Linked DNA regions of Homo sapiens: region 2 is linked to region 1. A link is a loop called in an ENCODE intact Hi-C map of the cell type or tissue named here. Cell type or tissue: heart right ventricle. All regions are shown on one strand. Each heading gives the region's core, and the rest is flanking DNA. Links, peaks and the distances in the headings are about the cores only.

Region 1 (2,922 bases), core at 316-2,815:
AATTTAAGTTCCTTATAGATGCTTATATATATATATATATATATATATATATATATATATATATATATATGCACCTTTGTTAGATGCATAGTTTGAAGTTATGCTTTTCATAATAGCAAAAACATCTGTAAGCAATTCAAATGCCCAGCCATTCATTTGAAAGAATATATTCATTTGAAAGAATATATTCATTTGAAAAAATATATTCAAAGCCATTAAAATAATATGTAGGCCAGGTATGGTGGCTTACTCTTGTAATCCCAGTATTTTGGGAGACGCCGAGGCAGGAAGATCACTTGAGCTCAGGAGTTTGAGACCAGCCTGGCCAACACGAAGAAACCCTATCTCACCAAAAATACAAAAAATTAGCCAAGCATGGTGGCACATACCTGTGGTCCCAGTTACTTGGGAGGGAGGCTGAGGCAGGAGGATCACCTAAGCCTGGGAGGTGGAGGTTGCAGTGAGCTGAGATCGCACCACTGCACTCCAGGCTGGGGGACATTAAGACTCCGTCTCCAAAACAAATTAAAATAAATAAAATAAAATAATACATATATGGACTCTGTCAATATGTGGAAAAGTATGTATGAATAAAAAGAACAAAGACACATATTCGTTGATTACAACTGGGGAAAATTATGTTTATACAATGATAAGAATGAAAACAGTAGAGATAGGTAAATCGTTCAAGTTTTCAACTGAAAGAATTATTTGTGTTTAGGGAAGGTGTGAAGTGTAAATCTCTACAGAAAAAAAAGTTTCAAAATAGCAAATCTAATGGATGTGGGCTCTGTTAGGAACAGCATGGCCATGCTTTCAAACCTCCTTCAGGGCTGTCCTGGGCAACAGAGGAACGCTTTTGATCTGCTGTCTTGGCAAATTTCAAGTACACAATCCGTGATTATTAGCTACAGTCACCAGCTGAAGTGTTCTCAGCACACACACACACACACACACACACAAGGTAACTATGGGAGGTGATGGATATGTTAATTAGTTTGATCGTGTATATATTCACAAAGTGTATATATATATATGTATCAAAAGATCACATTGTATACACCAAATATATATGATTTGTATTTGTTAATCATACCTCAGTAAAGCTGGAAACATTTTTTTCAATTAAAATTGCCTCGAAAAGTAAAAATGAGAAGAATTATAAATATTTAGTAAATGTCAAGTGCTTTATTCATGGATAACAAAATATATTTATAGTGCAAAAAACAACAAGAAAGAACATAAGAAGTGAGTTCATGCTCTCAGCCCTCCCCCAGCTCCGCCCTCCCCGAGGTCCCAGTGTTCCGTCCTCTTTCTGTCTCTAACCTTCCACAGACCGAGTTCCCTGAACCCTTCTCTTAGCCTCGCCCTCTGCTCCTGGGAGACAGCCAACATGGATGGAGTCACGTCTGCTTATATCTTTAGCCAGGACTCACTAGAATGTTCTTATCCTTCTCAGGAAATAGGTTTTTTTCTTGTGCAATATTATTTTCTACTGCCCCCATCTCCAATTTGAAAAGTAGCAGGTGCTCATTATAAAAAGCTTCCAGTTTAAAAAATGTTGTAATATTATTTTAATCTTTTTTAGTGTTACATAAGAGCTGTACAAATCTTCAGGGCATATGTGATATTTTGACACATTGCTATATTGTGTAAAGGTCAAGTCGGGGAATTGGGTTATCCCTCACCTTAAATATTTATCTTTCCTTTATGCTGGGAACATTTCAATCATTCTCTTCTAGCTATTTTGAGTTGTGCAGTAGATTATTGTCAAATATGGTCACTCTACTGATCTATCGAACACTAGGTCTCATTTCTTCTATCTGACTGCATATTTGTACCCATTGATCAATGAGAGTTTATACATTTTCTGTATTATATTGGGGACCCGTCTGTTGTGTTCTGGGGCCTGCCCCATTCACAGCTGTCCCAAGGGGGTTTCTTACCCACAGTCTACTGAGCTGTGTGTCTGTTGACTCTGCCCCTGCCCTTGCCCGCTGGATTGACCAGGGCGGTCCCACAGTCACTCATGCTTTGTGGTGGGATGCAAGAGGCAGCAACAGTACTGCCCTCACTCACTTCTGCAAAACACTCGTGGCTGCTACCTTCTGCGTGCCAGGATTCCCAAAAGCCTCATGGACACTCTTTTAAAGCACTGCCTCCAAAGAAGGCCTTCTAAAAATACACGTGTGATTTTAAAATGTTCATGCACTTGGATCCCATGATTCTACTTCTGGAAATGTATCCAAAGGATATACTCATAGATATTCAAATAGAGACCTGTAAAAGGGACTTTCTGTGTGACATTATTACTTTTCTTGGGTCAGATTTCTTCTATGTCTATTTCTTGTTTCATGGCAAACTGTGGGTGAGAAGCCCGTCCGCATGGCTGTGAATGGAGCAGGCCCTGGAACTCAACAGATTGGTCCCCAAAATAATTCAGAAAATGTATACACTCTTGTTGATTAATACACAGTTAGATAGAAGGATCCAGAAGTAGCTTGGGTGCCAGCATCCTGTCAGCCCCAGGGCAGAGTGCCTGTCTCAAAGGCAGCAACCCCGGCTGGCGTGGCTGCAGCGTGGGCTCCTGTAAGGCTCTGCCCTGACTGCACTGCACTCAGGCCCTCTTGTCGGGAGCTGAGCGACGAGACACGCAGGACCGTCTCGCAGGACTGAGGGGTGCAGGAGAGCATTTGCCTACGACCCGCAGAGGGAAGGAACGAAGCAGAAGCCACAGAAGAGAAAAAAGGGAAGGGGAGGGTTTAGCTGGTGGGAGCAGAAGGAGAGAGAAAGAGAGAGAGAGAGAGAGAGACAACACTAGACTCCCAGCTTCATGAGGGAAGCGGCCAAGTGTGCCTTGTTCACGTCCACATGCCGGGAGATAAGCCGTGCCTGGCAGATGGAAGTCACTCCTTCAGAGTT
Region 2 (2,922 bases), core at 258-2,757, 130 kb before region 1:
CCTCACCAGTTTTCCTTTCCTTCTGGCCATGCAACCTCTTCTGCTCCATGGCCAGTTCAGAGGACACATGACTCCAGCAGGAGGGGACAAACCAGTCACCATTCAGGAGCCTGAATAACCAGGGCTTCTGACACCGTGGGCCTCAGACTACCCACATCAGCACCACGTGGGCAGCTTGTTAAGGAGGCGACTGCATGAGCCCACCCAGATCTGCCTGTTCAGAATGTCTGGAAGGGGACTCCAGAACCTGTGTGCCCCTCCCGCATCTTCCTCAAGGCATTGTTTTGCACACAAACATGTAAGAATCACCGGGCGTGGTGGCTCGCACCTGTAATCCCAGCACTTTGGGAGTCCGAGGAGAGAGGATCACGAGGTCAGGAGTTTGAGACCAGCCTGGCCAACATGATGAAACCCTGTCTCTACTAAAAATATAAAAATCAGCTGGGCATGGTGGCCCATGCCCATAATCCTAGCTACTCGGGAGGCTGAGGCAGAAAAATGGCTTGAACCTGGGAGGCAGAGGTTGCAGTGAGCTGAGATCCCGCTACTGCATTCCAGCCTGGGCAACAAGAGCAAAACTCCGTCTCAAAAAAAAAAAAAAAATTGTGAGACCCAATTAAATGATCTCTAAGCTGCCAGATCAAAAACACTGTGACTTCAGAATCCCAGTTTAAGAAAAATGATCTTATTTCTCAGTAATTTATAATTTTAAAGGTTTAATCTTCTTTCTCCCCTAAGTATTATCTCTCCGTCTTTAAGTCCCAACAAATTATTTATAAAATAATGTATGGGCTGGGCGCGGTAGCTCACACCTGTAATCCCAGCACTTTGGGAGGCCGAGATGGGTGGATCACCTGAGGTCAGGAGTTCGAGACCAGCCTGGCCAACATGAAGAAACTCCGTCTCTACTAAAAATACAAAAATTAGCTGGGTGTGGTGGCATGTGCCTGTAGTCCCAGCTACTCGGGAGGCTGAGGCAGGAGAATCACTTGAACCCAGGAGGCGGAGGTTGCAGTGAGCAGAGATTGCGTCATTGCACTCCAGCCTGGGGGACAAGAGTGAGACTTTGACTCAAAAATAGTAATAGTAATAATGATGATGATGTGTGAAGTTTACTATGTGCAAAAACCTATGTTTTGCATGGAGGAAAAATATATGAGGCACCCTGCCCTTAAGGTGCTTCTAGGCTAGAAGAGGAGCTGAAAAGGTGTGGAACCAACTTTGCCACAAGGCAGAGAGTGCTCCCAGGGCTGATAATCCAGGAAGGGGTCAGTTGATAAATATCCTAAATCTCAATCCTGGCAATAAGTACTGTATAAAAGATAGAATCAAAGGTCTCCAGGATTTCAGAAGAGGGAGATAGGAAAGCCGGCGGGGGCAGTGAGAGAAGCTTTAGAGAGGAAGCAGCATTTGAGAGAGGACTTTAAGGATAAGTCGTATTTCAGTAGGCAGAAAACATTCTGGAAGAGATGGCATGAGAAAGCCATAGTGGTGGGGAATTGCAAAGTGTACTGCAGAACAGGGGGAAGCTCATTTTGGCGTGAGTGGAGAGGGATTTCACTGGAAAGCTGGGATGGTGTATCAGTTATCAGTTGCTGCATAATACACCAGTCCAAAATCTAAAGGCTTAAAACAACAATAGTCATTTCTTTTGCTCATGGATCTACAGCTTGTCTGTGTTCCACCCTGTCAGCTTAATGGGACCTGGAGAGACCACTTTCAAAGTGGCTCCCTCACATGGCTGGGAAGTTGGAGGGAGCTGTCTGTTCCTTTTGTGGGCTTCTCTATGGCTTGAATTTCCTCACAGCAGTTTGATTTCAAGAGAGCCAAGTGAAAGCTGTATTGCCACTTATGACGTAGCTCTTGGAGTCATAGTATCACTTCTGCTGCGGTCACAAGACGACATCCAAATTCAAAGAGAGGGAGCAAAGTGTCCTCTCAGTGGAGGAGTGTCAGAGTCACCATAAGAAGAGAATGTGGGAAGGGAGGTATTATTGTAGCCAATTTTGGAAAATACATGTAAAACTCTTAACGCATGAAATACACAAAAACTCTAATCAGGCATTAAATAATAATATAAATTTAAAAAAAACACAAATTTCATTATATATCACAATAACCTTTCAAATAGGCAAAGCAAATATTATTTGTATTTTGCAAATAAAGGAACACAACTGAGAATTGGAGTAGAAAGGTGGATTTGCAATGAATTTAATGAAGTTTTCACTTTTAGAGCCCCTCACTAGCACTGACACCTTCTTCCGAGGCCCCAGAGGGGACCCAGAATTGTGTTCACATGGTCATATGTTTCGTAAATGTTCAGAGGTAAAGTATCTTTACTACAACTAGTTAAGTCTGCTGTACCTTCACTTCAGCCTCCCTTCCATCACATCCCCTTGCGTCAGGTGTTACTGGGCATTTTGGAGACCCAGCTAAGGGGAAATTGAGTTATAGCTATATTTAGTTTTGGTGGAGTAGGTTATAATGATGTGGTTTTCAGTAACTTCAACACATGGTTAAGTTATTACTGGGCACCCCAGTGTAGAAATGACTTCCAGGAATACTCCTATGGCTTACTGACTAACTCAAACAGCATTGTGACACTAAAGTCCAGGACCAGAGGTCATACTGTGGTATGACTGTATCTCCTAGTACCCAGAATTCGCATGAAAATATATGGGTAGTGGAGAAAAACAAGGTTTGAAAAGTACATCGCCAGAAGCTAGTCTGTGGAGAATTCTTCCAATCAGATATAAAATTACAAGGACAATACCTTTGTGTATAGTTCTGGCTTTTAAAATCTTTTTAATGTTTCACATATTCAAAGAACAAACTTAAAATGAATAAGGTCCGGCAAGGTTACAGGATTAAGAGCAATGTACAAATATTAATTGTATTGTATACAGTAGCAATGAGCAAACC

The links. Peaks named below come from ENCODE experiments on the same cell type or tissue, not always from the same donor. Only the 100,000 strongest peaks of a DNase experiment are listed, where the experiment ranks them.
Region 2: it touches region 1 in a loop (2.1-fold over the local background); 2 of 110 quality-filtered maps call a loop at or near these places.

Annotation. Positions count from the first base shown.
Region 1 is chr4:184,977,057-184,979,978 of GRCh38, forward strand. No RefSeq gene overlaps it. Among named protein-coding and RNA genes, the nearest start is that of LINC02437, 11 kb to the right of the region's middle. In heart right ventricle, for the core only: no CTCF peak of the experiment used is centred there; a DNase peak (open chromatin) is centred at 1,355; H3K27ac peaks cover 497 bases.
Region 2 is chr4:184,846,890-184,849,811 of GRCh38, forward strand. All of the region lies in intron 2 of MIR3945HG (MIR3945 host gene), which reads right to left. Among named protein-coding and RNA genes, the nearest start is that of MIR3945, 2.8 kb to the right of the region's middle. RefSeq lists a silencer at 2,533-2,602. In heart right ventricle, for the core only: no CTCF peak of the experiment used is centred there; a DNase peak (open chromatin) is centred at 1,794; H3K27me3 peaks cover 358 bases.